Linked DNA regions of Homo sapiens: all the other regions are linked to region 5. A link is a contact called in ENCODE Hi-C or POLR2A ChIA-PET data. All regions are on one chromosome and are shown on one strand. Each heading gives the region's core, a stretch centred on a gene start or an enhancer-like site at or near the end of the contact. The rest is flanking DNA. Distances are from core to core; before and after follow the strand shown.

Region 1 (3,515 bases), core at 30-2,529, 3.6 Mb after region 5:
TGGCAATTTTCTGTATCTAGGGATGATCTAATTTACAGTTTCTATGGCAAAAATCAACATCGTTTACTATGCTTACCTTCCCCAGGAAATCCCAACACCCTCAAAGTGTTAACAGAACGCAATGTCTCTTTATAAATTTCAGAAAAGACAATTTTGCTGAAAGATAGTGAATGCATTTCTATAAATTTGCAGTTAAACTCAAAAAATGTTAGGAAATTTCACTGAATCAATTTAAATGTTTTAAATTAAACCTGAGGATATCAACCTTAGAGTACACTCAAATCAGACCCCTTGCTGCAGAAAAAGCAATTCAACAATTACCAGTAACTAGATCTAACATGCACACTTTCAAGTTAATAGAATTCCTATCCTGACAGTTTGGTGTCTTCATGTTTTATCACTGCGACAACTGTACAAATTCCAACATTCTTATGAATTCCTTGAACATTGACTTATTTTATTTTTCTAGGGTTTTTTAGACGTTTGACAACATACTCAACAATGTTTGCACTAAAACAGCTCACATACACTACTTGCTCTCAAATTTAAACCTAAAAAGAAAACTGAGTCTTAACTGTTGTATTCTGAACTTTAAAGCTACATCTGTTTGATCGGTCCACTTAAGAGTTAAAACATTTTTCCTTATATACATTTCGCTCTATGTACTTTTCAATTACCACAGCCACCTAGGAAGAGACTGTCTACTTGACAAAGAGGACACCATGTAACGAATAGAGTCAAAATGAACCCTACATGTGAGAAAGCCAGTTACAAAGAAATCCAACTGCCACTGGGTGTGGTTAGGGTCTGCGGGGAAGAGCACCTTTGGCCAACTCTGGAGAAGAGCGAGCGCGTCAGGGAGCAGGGCATCTCTGCAAGAAATGGCCCCCAATGACCATACGCTGGGCCAGCAATAGGGACGCCGTCGAGTCGGGCCTGCGAACCTATAGCTCGAGGGGTGCGGTCTGCGGGGCGCCCTTGCTGTCTCCACCAACCACGAAACCCGCCGAGTGAGTGCTTCGAGCGCCGCGCGCCCAGCTTCGCCCCAAACACCGCGCCCGATCCGCCCCTTCCTCCGGGGTTCGGCTGCCCCGCGGGGAGCGCGGAGGCACACCGTCTCCTACTCCCACCCAGCTCCTAGAATGTAGGAGAGTGTAGAGTTCAAAAAGCCCGGAAGTAAAACAACCCCAGGTTAAGAAAGTAAGGGTAAGCTCTAGCAGTCGGCAAAAGCGCTCGGCAAAAAAACCCCGACTTCTCCAGAAAAACTTTGCGGCAAGTTAAGCGGAAGCGCTGAATGGCCGGGACTATTTAACTCGCGCTTCCTCTCACAAGAGGCGGATCCCTGGACCTGTTTGGGGGACCCTGACGGTCCACAAACTCGCCGTTTGCCTGCTGGGTGGCCCTCTAGAAGTTCTGACATCCTAAAAGGTCTGGGCAGTCCCGCTGACGGGGAATACCTGTCGTAGTACCCATTGCCTGCGAGTCCCTGATGGCGGCCATTACACTTCCATCCGGGTATTGCCGAAAAGCTGATCGCAGCGCTACCGGGAGCGCACGCTGCGGCGGAGGGATCTGCGCTTTACCTGAGACAAGCGGAAGAGAACGGAGGCCGGCAGGGTCCGCGCTCGGTCTGACGAGACTAGGCCATGGAGCTGGGTTCGCCGCTGACCTCTCCATCTAGCGCGCGGCCCCGGCGCCCACCAGTCCAGTGACCCACTACTACCTCTTTGCTCACCAGCAGCTGCTGATCTTACTGCCGGTGAAATGGCAGACAAACGTCTACTCTGTGCTCTTCAGAGTAGACACCAGGAGCAGGAACTGTATGCACTTCCCAAGCCCTTGCTGACTGGGAATGGTCTCCACCCTGAGATTTTAACCAGTTCCGGTTTAGCAAATGGCGCCTCCCCACCTCTGGCTTCTGGCACGCAGGTTTTAGCAACCATTGTAGCCCACGTCAACGAAAGAAGCTGCCGCCAGTAGTTCTAGAAGACATACTGAACTCCAAACCTGTATATATTGAATAATTGATCAAAAACTATCTTCACAATGAGGGAGGCTCACATCTCCCTCAAACGAATACTTCCTCTACCTGACAACAGGGCTGGACAGTTAATATGGTTGGCTTTACCCCAAAGGCCAGTGTGGCTCCTCTTCTGTTCTTTATAAATCCAACCTACTAATTGATACCTCACTTTCTACATAATTCTACATAAATTATCTTCCTTTTAAAATGTGGGGAGGGAATAAGTGGCGGCAAACGTTTAAGCAACAACAAAAAACCTTGGCGCAGAAGGATATACCAATAAATTGAAAGTGAAACTATGATCAGATTTTTCATTTTTTAATGTTCCGTGTTTTCTTAAGTAGCATGTATGACATTTATAATTTTTAAAAATTTTTTAAAATATGTGTATGATACATATTTTTCATTGTCTTAGGGCAGGCTTTTGAAAATGTCAGCCTGTAGCCAAATGCAAGATTTTCTCCATCCTTTAATAAAAAGCACACTGAGAAATCCTCACTTTGTCTTTAGGAAGCCTTCTTTATTATTGTGTTTACTGGGCTACACAATTCCACCTAGAAAAGGCGAATGAGCGGAAATTCACATTAGTCATATTTATGCTTGTGTAAAACACACAAGGAGAAATCTTCTGTAAATACCAAAGGGGATGCCATTATGGAATGAAGAACATGTTTACAAAGTGGATTTTATTCCGCATCGTACATCACCCATCTCTCTTCAGGTCCTCATTTCTGTGCAAGCCAGACATGCACACACATCACAGCAGAAAGAGAGAGAACGAGATTTTTCTTTTAATAACAAAAAACGATGTTAGTTTGGAAAAATGGACAGAGTTTTTTGTTCTGTGTTTTGATGTAGTTTTTGTTTTTTCGATTAAGATATTGCATCCCCCCCCACAGTATTCACATTATAACTTTATTTTTACTTCTACATATACATTCACCTACAAAACCTTGCAAACCTGCATTTATGTTATAGAAGAATTGGAGAAAGTTAAAATAAATTAAAATATTAGTCAGACTTACCTTATCTCTTCCCCTTTCTCTTCCACCATTCATATCACCTCTTCCACCATTCATATCACCTTTTTTTTCTTGCTAACCTCTATGTTCAAAACCTGAAAGGTTTCTCTTGATCTCCTTTCAGGTTTTGAACATATTGGTTAGCAAGAAAAAAAAAAGTGGAAGTGGGGTGGTGAGGGAGGAGAGGAGAGAGGAGAGTGAATCAAGAAGGAAGGGAAGATGATTAAAAGGGAGAAAAAGATACAAAGGGGAGAAGGCTAAATCATAGCTTAGGAAAGGATTCTGGAATACTTTTTTACTTGAGAAGGATAGTTATGGGGATAGGACATCTAGATTAATGCTTTAAATAGTTGATCCCTCTGAAGACCTTACTACTGCTTACTAGCTGACAGCATTTAACCTCTGAGCTTCTCAGAGCTGTGCAACATATAACTAACACGTTATATATTGTTTGATAGACTGAAGAGAGT
Region 2 (3,789 bases), core at 1,211-3,710, 4.6 Mb before region 5:
TCCCTTGTTGATGCTAAACATAAGCACACACAAAAATTTGTCACTGCACTGTTCTTGGTTCCATCCCTGTAAATGGTATTAACGTCAACACTTGATCAACAGCCTAATGATTTGTTAGCAGTCCAAGTTTTACCTGTTTACCTGGCACTTAGCACAGGAATGGAAAAATACCAAAGAAGGAAAAGTTTTAAAGAAACTTTTAGGAACAAAAGAGATTTGTTCCTATTGTCATTAAAAGCAAAGGAAAAATAATCTCTTAGCTTTGGCCAATAAACAGTTGATATTTCCACTGTTATAACATATAATGGTATCTGTTTCAGAAGGATGAAATCAACGTGAACTGATCAGAAAGGAACTGTGGCATTTCTTTATTCTTCACCTATTCACTGATTGTTTGCTATGTGCCAGGCACTGTCCTGTCCTAAGTTCTGGGAATATCAATTAGTGGGGAGAAGGAAAAGGGAAAAGGAAAAGAGAACTGCAATATAAGATGAGGCCAGAGGGGAAATAGAGAATTGTGAAAGCAGAATCGAGAAAGTTGGCTGAGGTCAAGTAAGAAGAAAAGTAGAAGAAAGGAAGAAACGAGAGGAGTAACAGAAAGAGGGAAATGGAAATAACTAATCCATAATAGTGGAGCAGCTTCTGAGGCCGGCACCTGGGCAGGGTTCCTCACAGAAATATGCAAATATATCCTGAATAGGGCAGAGCCAAGGAAATGAGGGGCTGGTGCCTCTGGGAGGCTGGGGCTTCCCTATGGGGAATGAAGAATGAAATAAACAAAGATGACTGGTGGGAGAAAAGAGGAGAAAACACTCAAAAGCAATAATGGGACAATAAAGAACTAGAAGGAACAAGAAAGGAAATGGGAAGAAAGAGATACAAATGACTATGGGTAATGGGGAGAAGTGAAGTGGCCACAGCAGCATGGATGTCAGAGAGAGATGTGAGTGATGGAGCCCAGGCGTGAGGAAGATGGATGATATGAAAGAGATCGTATGATAAGGAAAGGAAGGAGGTGTTGACCACGGGAAGACGGAATTTATAAAGCTAGACTGGAGATGGAGGAAAAGCAATGATGAGGGGATGTGAATGGTGCAGAGGAAGCAAGAGAGTAACTAGAATGGGGTGGGGAGGGGGTGGAGCACGATGGTGCTGAAAGATGATGGGGCTTGGGCTGGCTTCATGGGAGTGAAAACTGGTCAGTTGCACAGGGCCCCTTGCTCAGAAAGGCCCCATTCTTGGTTGAATGCTCTGCTGTTCTGTCTTAAAATTATTTGTAATTTTTGAAGAGACTTTGTGTTTTCACTTTGCATCAGGCCTTGCAAATCATGTAGCTGGTCCTGGCTGGAACAGACCGTGGGATGGGTGATGGGGGAAGGGCTCTGATGGGGCCATGAAGGATTTGGGTAGGGCCATAGTGGATGGGGACTGTGAATGGCAAGTAATGACAGGGACCCGAGGCTCTTGAGGTTATACGTGAGGGGGCTAAGGGGCAGGCAGGGAGTCACTGAAGGGTTGCAGAAATAACCCCTCATTGGAGAGGCTGAAAATGGGGTGTACTGTAATATGGGGGAGTGGTGGGGTGATACGAGATGTTAACACAGGAGTCAATGAACACACGGGGCAGAGGTGATGGGCAGAAGAGCCTTAATGAAGCTGTGTGACAGCAGGTGATCACATGTTAGGAAATCAGGGTGTGACAGGTGGACAAGGGCCATTGATTGGGATGACAGCAGGCATCTGTGAAGCTTTCTTCCCGGTTTCCCCTGTGAGATAAGACATCTCCAATATTTCTGTGTGAGCCTCTCTTATGGTATCACTCCATGACTAAAAATCTAGGGCTGGGTGCATGTCACGTGTGGATTTCAGAATTCATTAATTTTCTACCGCACTTAGCATAGCGCCGATGCCACAGTGGGGATAGTGGGGTGTCCACACAAATGAAGGAGAAACAGGAGGTAAAGAGGCCAGAGCCAACGGAGAAAGGCGCGGGAGTGAGTGAGGGTGCAGGGGAATAAGATGTTGATGGGGGGAAATATTGGAATCACCGTTTGTGACAATCGTCAGTAGGAGAGGGACAATGGGGAGGGGTCAAGGGAAAGGCGACAGAGGGGCGCTGACTCCTGACCTCAGCCATCCTGATGCTCTCTGGGGGCGGCCTCAGAGGCTGCTGTGGAGATCGCAGGAGCTGGGCCGGAGTCTGGGAAAGAAGCTAAAGGCGCGACGCGCTGTCTCTATCGCCCGCCCCGAGCGGAAACCCGCGCTCGGCGCGTCGGCCCGTCGCCTGGCAACGGACACGCCCTCTAGGGGCGCTAGCGGGAATTCGAAAGGGGAGGAGCTTCTGCGGCTGGCACCTGGGCAGGGTTCCTCAGAGAAATATGCAAATATATCCCAATGGGGCGGAGCCAAGGAAGTGAGGGGGCGGTGCCCCTGAGAGGCTGGGAGGAGTCCCACGGTGTGGGCAGATGGAGACACCCAGGAGAAAGAAGAGGGCGAATTGGAAGAGGCCACCCAGAAAGGACGGTGTGTGACACTAGGGAGCCAAGCATGGAGAGCCGAGGACTAACGCTTGGAAGGAAATGTGGACCAGAAGGTTCCGGATGAGGGAAGGACTGGCGGCTACACTCTGCCTTCCGAGACAACGAGGAATAATCTCACTTCAGTCAGTTCAACCCTTGTAAAACAGCTACTGTGTGCAAGACACGGAGGGAAAGCTGAAGTAGAGAAACCACAGACGCTGTCTTCAAAGGGTTTAATCTAATATTAGTGATGAGAAAAATAGGGTGCAGAGCTTAAGGCATCCTGGAAAAACGTATGTAGCGCCACATCGCGAAAATCTCTCTTCTGGGACCCCTCTCCCAAAAACGTTTCTTCGCCCTCTTCTCCCCCTTCTGCCTCCACTCTTTCTGGACTTCAGGTACAAATAGTTGAAATAATTATACTCCTTGGTTCATGAAATGTGTAAGACTCCTCTCTGGTTTTATTTTCCCCCTTTATCCCCATCCCTACTCCCAACCCCTATCCTCAACCCCATAGGCATTCATGCTGCTGTGCTTCCATATGTATTTTTGGGAAATGTACAAAATTTTTATCAGTGTATTTTTTAAAAATGTTTAAATAATGCTACTGGACTTTGGAGATTATCTTATTTTCTACTTTTTTCACTCAACATTCTTTTTAAGGATCTGTCCTCGTTGCGATTGGCAAGCATATAGTTCATTGCTTCTGAGTACTGCACAGCGTTTCATAAGGGGCATCTACCACACTTCACTTCCATTCCCCAGGTGTTAGGTAACAAGGCCGCCTCTAATTCTCCAATACATCAAGTAATACAGCCATGATCGTCTTTGTCCGTGGTCCCTTAAGGACCTCTGTGCAAATTCCTCTGAAATATATGCCAAGGAGTAAGATTGTTAAAGTTATAGGGATGCACAGGGACATTTGCTTATGCAGCTGCGTCCTGCACAAACACATCCAGCCATGGGGCAATGGAGGCTGAAAAACTGTCTCTACTCTCTTTCCCGTGCCATGTGCCCTACTGGAGAAAGGTGTGCACTTTTTATTCTCACAAAATCTCTGTACGCCAGCCAAGTCATGAACCTAGAAGGCTGTAACTATCTAGAGGGTGTGATATTTTCAAACTCATCTGGCCAGATGAACAGTTTTCCAAGAGCACAACGATGCCCAGTAGCCTAGTACAAGCCCTGGGTACTTACCAAGCACTTTAAGATTGTGTACCAGAGTTACTGCCCTACGCTGCACTCCAGTGTGGGGTTTCCATCCAACACT
Region 3 (3,347 bases), core at 214-2,713, 4.4 Mb before region 5:
TCCATTTCTATGCTAGACACCACTAGATGGCTTTCTGTCTCCACATCTAAAGAAGGCATCACAAAATGACTTTAATTTCTGGAAGCTCCATTTGTTTTATTTCCTTTTTACTTCAGCAAGATCAACACCTTTCCAAAAGTGTTGAGAAGTTTATCCCAGTAATCAAGGAACATTTGTTCAGTAACAAGCACATGCCTGATAGTACTCCAGGTGCTTCAGAATTACAGAGTAAGGAAAAGACCTAGACTCTGCCACTAAAGACCTTCATAATAATATTGCACAGATGCAAACTTTCTCCATCTGGAGTATTGTAATAACCTAATCTGAAACTAACTGAAATGAATTCATTCAAGAGGAAAATATGGAAGGGGGCTGGTGGGTGTCATATATGTCACCTTAGAAGAAAAACAAAATTATTTAATAAAATGTCTACTTATTTATGCTACACATTATGTTAATTAACAACCTTCCGTAGAATTTAAACCACCACTGCCACAATACTTAGAAACACATAATGGATCCACTGGAAGAACAAAGATTTTCATACTTGTTTTCGGGAACTATTTGTATAGGGAGATGATGGATTCGCAGAGGCCTGAGGAGTGCTAGGTAAAACCACAGCTGAGTCTGACGGACTTTCCATCTTGAAAGTGAAATCTTGGTTTTTCTCTAAAAAAGAAAAATTATAAAATAATCGAATTAACCACACCTCTCTATAGTCGACTTTTATCAAATAATATATTGTATTGGTGTACAAAGCATCCACAAGTAAGCCAGATATTTCTTCTAATTTCACTTTGTAATTCATTCTTGCTCTTTTTGCAGTTTTCCATTTACCTTCCCACATAGGGACCACTAAGTTTTTCATGATACATCAACCAGCTAGTATCTCATAGTCACAAGACTCTCCTTGTTTTCGTTTCATCCACCAAAATATATTCAAATTCTGCCTTGGAAGTAGGGAAGAATAACAGCTTTAGATAATCAGGAATTCTTTATTATGACAGCTTCATAATTCAAGAAGCTATAGCCGAAACCTTGACTCAAAAACAATAGGACCTGAATGTCACCCATCCTGAACTCTACAAGCTGTGACTAGAACCCGTTACCCTGCCGGCCCGAGGCATAAGAAACACAGCGGAGACGCATTTAAGCCCGTCTGTAGCCTTTTAGTTTAAGCGGCCAACAGGGACTGAAAAGGAGAGTGGACTGAAATTGCTTCCTCCGACAAAGGCATTAACTTTTGAGGGGTAAACTAGGGGCGGGAGTCGTCCCCTCCTTCCCCCCGTTGCAGAAAGCCCACTAGTTCCCCGGAGACCCCAGGCATAAGGTGAGGTTGAGTTCCCCAGACCCGGAAAGGGAGCTCAACTCGACTCCACAGCCGACTCCCGGGGAAGCCCAGGTGTCAGGGATCCCCCCTTCCCCTCAGCAGGGTACCTCCCTCCGCCATTCCCAGCGAGAGCAAAAAAGCGCGCGCACCTGCGGCCGTAAATCGATCCTGTGGCAGGGGCGGGGCCGTGCGGTAGGCGGAAAAGATGCGCAATTGGCCAGATTGCCTGACGCGCGAGGCGCCGCTTCACTCAGCGACTCAGAGCGGTGGGACTGCGCGCGCGCCTCCGCCAGCGGGTGGTTGGGGCGGGGCTTGGCCCACACGATGGGAGGCCCAGACGCATGATTGGCAGAATTAACCGGTGCGCGCGGCTCTCCCCGCCCAGCGCCCGAGAGCAGCGTGAGTGCGCGCGCGCGCGGCCGCGATCCGCAGCAGGTCTTCGGGGCGGGCGAGGCTGAGCTTCGGAATGTTAAACCAATCCTGAGGGGGGCGCGCTTCCGTTCGCGGCTTCTGTTGCCTTATTTTCAACCGCCTTCCCTTCAGGCTTCCTTGTTTTTGTGCGTCTGTGAAGTGCGCCTGAAAGTGCCTCTCCCCACCCCCGCCAGCCCGCCGCCTCCATTCTCTGGCTCCAGTCAGTCTCCTCTCCCTGCTAGTCACAGTGAAGGCTTTACTCAGACGTGGGGCGGCCAGAAGCCGCACGGCTGGCTGCATGTTAGATTTACAGCTTGTGGACTCCCCAGAGGCAGAGACCACAAAAGAACAGCGTTGGTTGGGTTCCAGCCTATTCCAGCGTGGTGGTTCCAGAGACCACAAAAGAACAGCGTTGGGTTCCAGCGTTGGGGTCCACATTTCAAACATGTTAGAAATCTATCCGAGAGTCCCGGCACTTTAGCTGAGCTCATCGCTAGCTTTTTTGGCTGCCGCAAACTCGGCGGTCCCGTCGCGAGGTTTTTTGTTGTTGTTGTAAACAAAAAACCGTTTCTGTACCTCAGTATGCAGGCTCCTTAGCGTGACCTCAAATCTTTTACTCAAATCTGAGGGAAAATGTAGCCCAAGGAAATTTGTTGTGGCGCAACACAGGAAGCAGAACAATCACTACATGAGATTGTGTCGGTCCAAAATTCACGTTTGAGACCGACAGGGCCCTTGCTGGCTACCGGGCAGCAGCATCCTCAGTCGAGAAAATCCCCCCCCCGCGCCCCGCTTCCAGTATGGCGAGGTTCTGTTGCTACGCGACGACAAAGTTAGCTACATTGGGTGGAGCACTGGGTTTAGTGAAAGAGTTGAGTAACTTCTGAGTCACGTGGAAGTTGGGAATTTCCAGGGGCCAGTGTTTTCAGTCCTCTTATTGAATGGCCATTTTAAACATTGATATCGTCTCTTTACTATTAATAACATCTGACAGTAGTGGCTTAGAAGTGGCCAAAAGGGAGTTACCTGAGTCTTAAGCAGTCAGGTATAATAATTACAGAACCTGAGGACTACCTAAGGGAATGATTAGGGGCGTACACGTTACAGTCAAATTGTCTAGGTTCAAATCCTGGCACCATACTTTATGTGCTTCTTAATGAGGTGATTCTGTGCCTCAGTTTCTTCACCTCTTAATATGGGATTGGAGAATTAAATGAGAACTGGTGAGAGGCAGCTGGAACAGAGCTAGGTATCTAGGAAGCACTCAGTAGTTATTTTATATATGCAAGTGTATTCACCATTCCCTAATGGATTTAAGGGAATGTATCACCTTCAGTTTCACCCCTTGATTTATCTCCCACCCCCCAAAAAAGCACATATATTTTAAAAAGATGCTGTGATCTGTAAGATCCCACACAATATAAACCATAAATAGCAGAAAATGTAGAGCCTCACATATGATTAATAATACATATTTCACTCCTAAAATTTTTTAAAATTACATAAGTTAACCCCAAGGAATTTACAAAGGGGAAGAGAGAACTCATGATTTTGTGATAAAGGTGTTACTCACCTCACCAAGCTGCAGGTCTCAGTCTGTACATTT
Region 4 (3,492 bases), core at 50-2,549, 3.1 Mb after region 5:
GTAAATCATTACCAGCAAAAAGACCTATTATGGAGCCAGACTGAGTGGGTCTGGTGTTTCAGCAAGCCACTCAAGCTCTCTGTGCTTCAGTTACCTCATCTGTAACAGGAACATTTTCACCGTACCTGCTGCATAGGGTTTCTGTGAGAATTTAATGAGCCAATATCGTTCAGAATAGTGCCTGGCAGATGAACGCCCTCGTGGTGACTCCATGATTTATTTACCTAACATTGAAGAACTGTTTTAAGCAAGGGAGTGAGCGATATAATCTGGTTTCTTTTTAGAATAAAAAAAACATCACCCTGGCACCTGTTGGGGATGTTAAACGGGAGGAAGATCAGTCAGTGATGGATATCTTCTTGTGAGACTCTTGCAATACATAGTGATACGGAAGACTGGTTGGTACTGGCAGAGGAAGGAGAGGAAAAATAAACTCTTGAACCACTTTTAAGAGACCAAATGCTAGAACTTGTTGACTGCTGATGGCTGAGAAGAGACAATCTGACAAGTTCGAGATTTTTGGCTTAGTGGCCTGTGTAAATGGTGGTGCCACATTCGTATATTTTTTTTTTTTTAAAGATTTTTTGTTTCAGTGTCTACTACGGATCTGGCACTGTTCTAGGTACAGGAAATACGGAAACAGGATCTCTGCTCCGAGGAGCTTACACTCCAAGAGATATTTATGACTGGGAAGAGGAGACCCAGAAATAGTTAAGTAAACACATAAATGAACAAGAATGGCAAGCTAACTTAGCATGTCTTGATTGAACAGTAGGGGTCCAGTAAATATTCAGTAACTTTAAAACATCCAACCCTGTACGAGTTTAACAATCTCTCCTAACGGTGATTACAGGAGCCCGTGATTCATTCACAGCGGCAGACGAGCGCCAGGAAAGGGTTATTTGATCTGATCCCTCAAGTTCCGGAGGCAGCAGGTCAGACGATCGGCCCCATTTGGCAGCCAGGAAAAAAGCTTAAGCATTTTGGCCAAGGTTACACAACCCGAAACACCGGGACGCGGCCCGGAGGCGGCTTCGGCCTTGCGGTCCAGGCTAGGCCACTGCGCCGGGGCCCAGCCTGCTCGGCGCCCGCCCGAGTGCTCGGCAGGCCCGTAGCGCCGCGGCTCCCAGGAGCCGAGGGGCAGCCGGCGCGCAGGCGGCGGTTGCCGGGCCCTCCCTCGGCCCGGCGGCGGTGGCGGCCCCGCGTCGCGAGGCACTTCCGGCGCGTGCCGGGGTGGCCGGATGACGTGGCTGAGTCAGAGGAAGAGGCTGAGGAGGCGCGGGGGGCGGGGGAGGCTCAGGAGCGGGCGGTGACGGCGACGGCGGCGGCAGAGGAGGCAGCGGCTGGGCCGGGCCCCGTGCGTCTGTCCGCGCCCCGTGGATGCGAATCGGCCGCGGCGGAGGCGGCGGCGGCGGAGGAGGCGGCGGCGGGAGGAGGAGTCGGTGAGCCGGCTCCGGGCCGGAGGGGCGCGGAGGATGAGGCCGCTGCCTGGCGCTCTTGGCGTGGCGGCGGCCGCCGCGCTGTGGCTGCTGCTGCTGCTGCTGCCCCGGACCCGGGCGGACGAGCACGAACACACGGTGAGGCGCCCCGGCCGGCGCGGCCGCCCCGGGCTAGCTCCCCAGTTGCCCACTGAGGCAGGCCCCACGCAGCCTGGAGTGCCCGGCGGCCCGGTGGTGCCCCACTGCGGCCCGAGGACTCCTTCCGGTTGGGCCTGGCGGAGCAGGAACCTTGGGAGCGTGGAGGAGGCATTTCCGTGCGCTCCCGGGACAGGGCTCCGCTCCCGAGTGACAGGGTCTCCTTCCCCCGGTCTGGGCCTCAGTGGCGCCGCACCCCAGGGTCTCGGGGTTCCTGGGACCCTGGGGCCAGGAAGGAGCCTGGGAAGGGTTGAGGTTCATCCACCGCGGGAGCGGGGCAACGGGCAGGCTGGGCTCGGGGCTTTTGCCCCCCAGGGAAGGAGACTGCCTTCTGGCTACTGAGGGCTGCGACGCCGAGGAAGATGGATGCATCGTGATTACCCGGCAGCCACTAACCAGGAAATATCCTACACTTTATGGTCTCCTTTGGCTTTTATCGCCCGCTTCTGCCCAGACCGGATTAAAACCCTGGGGTGGGGCAGCATTAATAAACTTGAATTGAAGAGCAGTTTATACTTACTTGTAAGTGCACCCAACCTACACGCGTTCAATTCCTAGGCCTTTCTTGTAACTTTCTCCTCACCTTCCAGCCCCTAAGTGAGACCCCCATCCCGATAGTCTCTAACTAAGGCAGCTTCTGACAGTAAAGGGTCTTGACGTTTCCCAGTCTTCAGGTCAGGGCCAGAAACAGTCCCTTTTGCATTTGGCCTAAAGGTGATTGGCAGTTTGTTTAATTGGTATTCTCACATCAAAACGTGCATGTGAACGACTCTTCAAATGGCTTTCACTTAGGGCTGTAACTGTGGTTTTCAGAGTGGTAGACTTGAGCAAGGCAGGAAGGTCAGGTAAATTGAGAGTTTGCTTGACGAGTAATTGTTTTTTATACCTTTACCATTAATGATAGGAGTTTCTATGAGAGACTGTGTTTGTACTAAATCAGAACGATCTGAGGGAGTCTTATGTCATTTCTGGTAAGTGAGGAAATGAAGCAGTCGTCCTTACCTATTTAATGGATCCGATTTTATTTGTAATCAACAAAACTTTTCGCTGGATCCTTGGCTAGCTGGGATCTTATTTTAGCTAATAAAAGCTCTAAACTTTTGACTGTTCTACCTTCGGTCACAGCCAGAAACTTCTTACCTGTGTAGGTATGTATTTCTTTAGAGACACAAATCTCGAATTGGTGACATGTTTTTGTACTGTACTTGTGGTGTTTCACCTAAGATAATTTTGTTGGGAGGTTAAACAGCTTAAAACGATTTCCTTTTGTGTTCTTTCATCAGATAAGCTGTCTCAAAGTTTAAGAACTGCTATTGTTTCACATAGTATACAGGGACCATGTATAGATTTGGGTCTTTGAGTATTTTTAAATTTTCAGTGGGCATCCATCCTTCTGTTTAATGATATTATTACTAATATATTTCCAATTAAAAAAACACTTAGGAAAAGTTACCATATGAAACTCAGAACTCTCAATGTGTAGTTCCGTGATACAGGCATATAAGCTCAAAAGTGTACTGTATTCTACTTTTTAATCTTGTAATCTTGTGACTTACACTGCTGTGATTAGGGAAACCATTAAAATTTTACAAATTGGGTGTATATAAAGGCTTTAGAATAATTTACAAATTAAAAGTGTAATTTCAATGCAGTTTTATTGCTAGGACTATTTCAGTTTTTTATTCTAGTAATTGCATATAAGATATTTGATAAAAGGTTTTTGTTGACTGCCACGAAAGATAATATGGTATATATGAGATGGTTGCTAGACAAAAAATTTAGAATCCATATTACTTCATGTCTATATTGAACTGCTCTTACTTGGTTACCCATTATTAAATACCTATTATTTATTTAT
Region 5 (3,904 bases), core at 774-3,273:
CTCTACTAAAAGTATATAAATTAGCCGGGCGTGGTGGCGGGCGCCTGTAATCCCAGCTATTCAGGAGGCTGAGGCAGGAGAATTGCTTGAACCTGGGAGGTGGAGGTTGCAGTGAGCTGAGATCAGGCCACTGCACTCCAGCCTGGGCGACAAGAGCCAGACTCCGTCTCAAAAAAAAAAAAAAAAAAAAAATACTATCAGTCCCAAACTGTGAAAGGGTTAAGTGTCAATCTATGCTCTTAACCAACAGCTCTGCATTATTAACTCCATGAGTTTCCTGGTAGCTACCAGACCAGCTGTCAGATCAGTGGCACTGGCCGATGCTGATGCTGCCGGGGGACTATTTGCCTCACACAAGAAAGGACCCTAGGCAGGAGAAGATGGAGAGATGTATAAAAAAGGCTATGACAGAAGGCAGAGCAAGGCAGTTGTCCCAAGCAACAAAGTTATAGGATCAAAGGAGAAGCAGCAGCAGTTCTCAAAGTGTAGTAGTCCAGAGAGCTTTGGGAGCCTCTGAGACTTTTCAGAGTCTGCAGGGCTACAACCGTTTTCTTAATAATTCTAACACTTTATTTGACTTTTTCACTTTAATTCTCTCACAAGTGAGAGGCGTTTTCTTTTTTGAGGCAGAGTCTCACTCTGTCACCCAAGATGGAGTGCATTGGCGCGATCTCGGCTTACTGCAACCTCCGTGAAGAGGCGTTTTCAAGAGGCTACTTGACATGTTAGACTGAATGAAGCAGCGGGCATGAGAATCCAGCTGTCTTCCATTAAGATATACTGAAGAAACTTGCAAAAATATATTTCCACTCTTTTGCTTTTTTTGTTGTTGTTGTTTAGGAATATTTCTTTTTCAAAAAAATATTATGTCAATATGTAATGGGTTTACTATGGTTATTTTCTAATCAATATTTTAAAATTTTGTTTTAATTTTATTTTTATTTTTTTGAGACGGAGTCTCGCTCTGTCGCCCAGGGTGGAGTGCAGTGGCGCGATCTCGGCTTACTGCAACCTCCGCCTCCCGGGTTCAAGTGATTCTCCTGCCTCAGCCTCCCGAGTAACTGGTATTACAGGCGCCTGCCACCATGCCCAGCTAATTTTTGTATTTTTAGTAGAGACGGGGTTTCACCATGCTGGCCAGGCTGGTCTCGAACTCCTGAGCTCAGATGATCTGTCCCCCTCGGCCTCCCAAAAAAAAATTTGTTTTAATTTCTAATACAGTCAAAATAGATAGATGTAATCCACATAAAGAAAAAATCTTTGAGGATTCTTGATAACTTTTAGGAAGGTTCCTCTTCACGGAGGAAGAGGGACTTGCCAAATTCTCTGGCACCTGCCATGCCATGCTACCCTGGCACTCAGGAAGAACTCGGGTCTTGGAGCAGCCACAAGCTCGGCCACTTGGTAGCTGCGTGACTTTGGGGACCAAGCCCCGTCCCCGCCGTGGCAGCTACAGGTAACTGCAGGTTAGGAACTGGGCTCCGCGCTCGACAATTAACTATCCCAGCGGAGTACTGGCTGCTGGTGCGGGCGGTACTGGCATCCTCGTGTGGCGACGGAAAAAACGTGAAGCTGAAGTTAACCAACTTGCACAAGGTCGCAGGGCCGTTATGAGGGGACCCCGGGACTCGAACCTTGGCTCCACAGCTGAGCCATTCTCGCTACCTGCCCCTCGTCACGCCCTCCGTTTCCACACCTTTAACGCCTCAAAGATAGAAGGTGCCGCCCAAGGGGCTGGAAGGAGCTGAGGAAACGACTCCAGAAGAAATCACCACTGACTACGACTCCCGCCGGCCCGCCCCGGGGAGCCTTCGGCCGACCGTCCCCTCCCCCGCCACCTTCCGCACCGGCCTTCCCGGACGGTATCCGCGCTCGTTTTCGCTCAGAGGAGGCCCCCTGCCTTTTCATGCTCCACGCGTTCCTCCCTCGTGCGCCTGCAGTTTCCACTTGGAATTTGGGCTCCGGCGCGCACCAGCTAAGAAGCGCGTCAACAGCTGCGCGCGCCCGTGCGCGCGTCCCCGACACCTACGCCCCAGCAGCCCCCGCGAAAGCGGAGTCGCAACGCAGGCGCACTTCTGTTCGCTCCGGTCCCCAGAGAAGGCGGGGCTCCCGCTGCCCGACCCGGAAGTGCTTCTCTTTTCCTTGGCGGAGGAGGGAGACCACAGAGCCCTGGGTTGTGGAAGAGGTGGCTGTTCCCTGTCATCAGTATGCAGCGATTGCTCTTTCCGCCGTTGAGGGCCTTGAAGGGGAGGCAGTATCTGCCGCTCCTGGCTCCTAGGGCAGCGCCTAGAGCACAGGTACCGCACTGCAGCGGACTCCGAGTCGCGGGAGCGGGGATGGAGTGAAAGGGCCGGGATAAAGATAATGTAGAGCCCCACATCACGTTTCCGGAGCTCCTTACAGTGCACTCACAACGCATAGGTTCAGATCAGAGCCCCTAGGTTCAGATCTGGAACATTGACCTGCTGTGTGGTATTGGCCAAGTTAATTAAACTTTCTGTTCTTCAGTTTCCTTATCTGTAAAATGGGGATAACAATACCTACTTTAAGGTTTGTTATGAGGATTACATTCTTTAATATACATCAGGCCTTTAGCACATGGTAAAAGCTGAGTAATTTTTACCCATATAGTTTATTTTTGCTTAAAAAGTTCCAAGTAGTCAGATGAGGAAGTATTACTGCATCCTACAGAGAAGGAAATTGAGGCTTAAAGTTACTTTTCTAAAGGTGACTCAGTTAATCAGAAATAGGAAACCGAGCATGGATCTTTGGACTCACAGGGATATAGTAAGAAGAGGGCATGCATTTGCTTAACTAGTAATTATTGAGTGGTTATTATATATTAGGAACTGGAAAAAGAAAGATAAATATTACAAGACTCCTGCCCTGGAGGAAGTCAGTTTATTCATTTGCGAAATCCTTATCATGGTCTCATTATATAAAGGAACAGTGTTAGAAACAAAGCTAGCAGAAGGGAGAGAGCAAGACTGACCGGACACTGCCACCCCAAAGCTCATAGTTTAGTGGGAGATACAAACAGATGAACCTGAAGGTAGAGTGATGTGCTGCATAACAACATTTTGGTCAACAACAGGCCACAGATACAGTCATGGTCCCATAAGATTATAATGGAGCTGCCTTTCCAAGTGTACCTTTTTTTTAAAAAAAAATCTTTTTCTCTAAATTTCTTTTTTAGAGACAGCGTTTTACTTTGTCACCCAGGCTGGAGTGCTGTGGCATGATTATAACTCACTGCAGCCTCCAGCTTGGAAATCCTGGCCTCAAGCATCCTCTTACCTCAGTCACTTAAGTAGCTAAGACTACAAGTGTGTGCCACTGTGCCTAATTTTTGAAAAAATAGAGATAGGGGGTCTCGCTACATTGCCCAGGCTGGTCTCGAACTACTGGCCTCAAGTGATCCTCTCACCTTGGCCTCCCAAAGCCTTGGGATTATAGGCTTGAGCCGTTGCACCTGGCCCCATTTTTAAATCTTTTATACCATATTTTTACTGTAATTTTTCTATGTTTAGATAAACAAATACCATTGTGTTACAGTATTCGGTACATAATATGCCATACAGATTTATAGCCTAAGAGCAATAAGTCATACCATATAGCTCAGGGGTGTAGTAGGCGATACCATCTAGATTTCTGTAAGTACTTTTTTTTTTGAGAGATGGAGTCTCACTTCATCGCCTAGGCTGGAGTGCAGTGGTGAGACCTTGGCTCACTGCAACCTCTGCCTCCCAGGTTCAAGTGATCCTGCCACCTCAGCCTCTCAAATAGCTGGGATTACAAGCATACACCACCATGCCCAGCTAATTTTTGTATTTTTGGTAAAGATGGGGTTTCACCATTTTGGCCAGGCTGGTCTTGAATTCCTGACCCAAGTGATCTCCCTGCC

The links. A loop is a pair of places that touch in the nucleus more often than their neighbours do. ChIA-PET counts read pairs that join two places held with the same protein, here RNA polymerase II (POLR2A). Pooled maps may share reads with other maps.
Region 1: a map of CD4-positive, alpha-beta T cell shows a loop between it and region 5 (9-fold over the local background). The contact joins the promoter of ZNF518A here to the promoter of CUTC in region 5. A Hi-C loop is called at or near these places in 2 of 168 maps with a recorded cell type or tissue (CD4-positive, alpha-beta T cell and naive thymus-derived CD4-positive, alpha-beta T cell) and 6 of 50 pooled maps.
Region 2: a map of CD8-positive, alpha-beta T cell shows a loop between it and region 5 (18-fold over the local background). The contact joins the promoter of CFAP58-DT here to the promoter of CUTC in region 5. A Hi-C loop is called at or near these places in 1 of 168 maps with a recorded cell type or tissue (CD8-positive, alpha-beta T cell) and 4 of 50 pooled maps. POLR2A ChIA-PET finds 5 or more read pairs at or near these places in 1 of 52 experiments (HCT116).
Region 3: a map of B cell shows a loop between it and region 5 (20-fold over the local background). The contact joins the promoter of SFR1 here to the promoter of CUTC in region 5. A Hi-C loop is called at or near these places in 2 of 168 maps with a recorded cell type or tissue (B cell and naive thymus-derived CD4-positive, alpha-beta T cell) and 9 of 50 pooled maps.
Region 4: a map of CD8-positive, alpha-beta T cell shows a loop between it and region 5 (17-fold over the local background). The contact joins the promoter of TM9SF3 here to the promoter of CUTC in region 5. A Hi-C loop is called at or near these places in 2 of 168 maps with a recorded cell type or tissue (CD4-positive, alpha-beta T cell and CD8-positive, alpha-beta T cell) and 8 of 50 pooled maps.

What each region holds. Positions count from the first base shown.
Region 1 is chr10:96,128,061-96,131,575 of GRCh38, reverse strand. It overlaps ZNF518A (zinc finger protein 518A), which reads right to left and starts at 1,279. Exons shown (of 6, transcript NM_001330736.2): 1 at 824-1,279. LOC124902486 (a long non-coding RNA gene) reads left to right here. Exons shown (of 2, transcript XR_007062254.1): 2 at 1-2,521. RefSeq lists enhancers at 515-1,418, 1,227-1,866, 1,419-2,323.
Region 2 is chr10:104,352,246-104,356,034 of GRCh38, reverse strand. CFAP58-DT (CFAP58 divergent transcript) reads left to right here and starts at 2,460. Exons shown (of 2, transcript NR_108036.1): 1 at 2,460-2,917. It overlaps CFAP58 (cilia and flagella associated protein 58), which reads right to left and starts at 2,202. Exons shown (of 18, transcript NM_001008723.2): 1 at 2,129-2,202. The coding sequence starts at 2,137. RefSeq lists an enhancer at 2,473-2,532.
Region 3 is chr10:104,120,287-104,123,633 of GRCh38, reverse strand. SFR1 (SWI5 dependent homologous recombination repair protein 1) reads right to left here and starts at 1,463. Exons shown (of 4, transcript NM_001002759.2): 1 at 1,438-1,463; 2 at 548-669. The coding sequence starts at 1,450. RefSeq lists a silencer at 1,468-1,697 and enhancers at 1,938-1,987, 1,382-2,045, 2,618-2,717, 2,201-3,347.
Region 4 is chr10:96,584,819-96,588,310 of GRCh38, reverse strand. It overlaps TM9SF3 (transmembrane 9 superfamily member 3), which reads left to right and starts at 1,299. Exons shown (of 15, transcript NM_020123.4): 1 at 1,299-1,577. The coding sequence starts at 1,476. It overlaps LOC105378443 (a long non-coding RNA gene), which reads right to left and starts at 1,247. Exons shown (of 3, transcript XR_946220.4): 1 at 1-1,247. RefSeq lists an enhancer at 132-191 and a silencer at 1,070-1,639.
Region 5 is chr10:99,730,353-99,734,256 of GRCh38, reverse strand. It overlaps CUTC (cutC copper transporter), which reads right to left and starts at 2,023. Exons shown (of 9, transcript NM_015960.3): 1 at 1,848-2,023. The coding sequence starts at 1,908. It overlaps COX15 (cytochrome c oxidase assembly factor COX15), which reads left to right and starts at 2,130. Exons shown (of 9, transcript NM_078470.6): 1 at 2,130-2,297. The coding sequence starts at 2,208. RefSeq lists an enhancer at 2,209-2,428.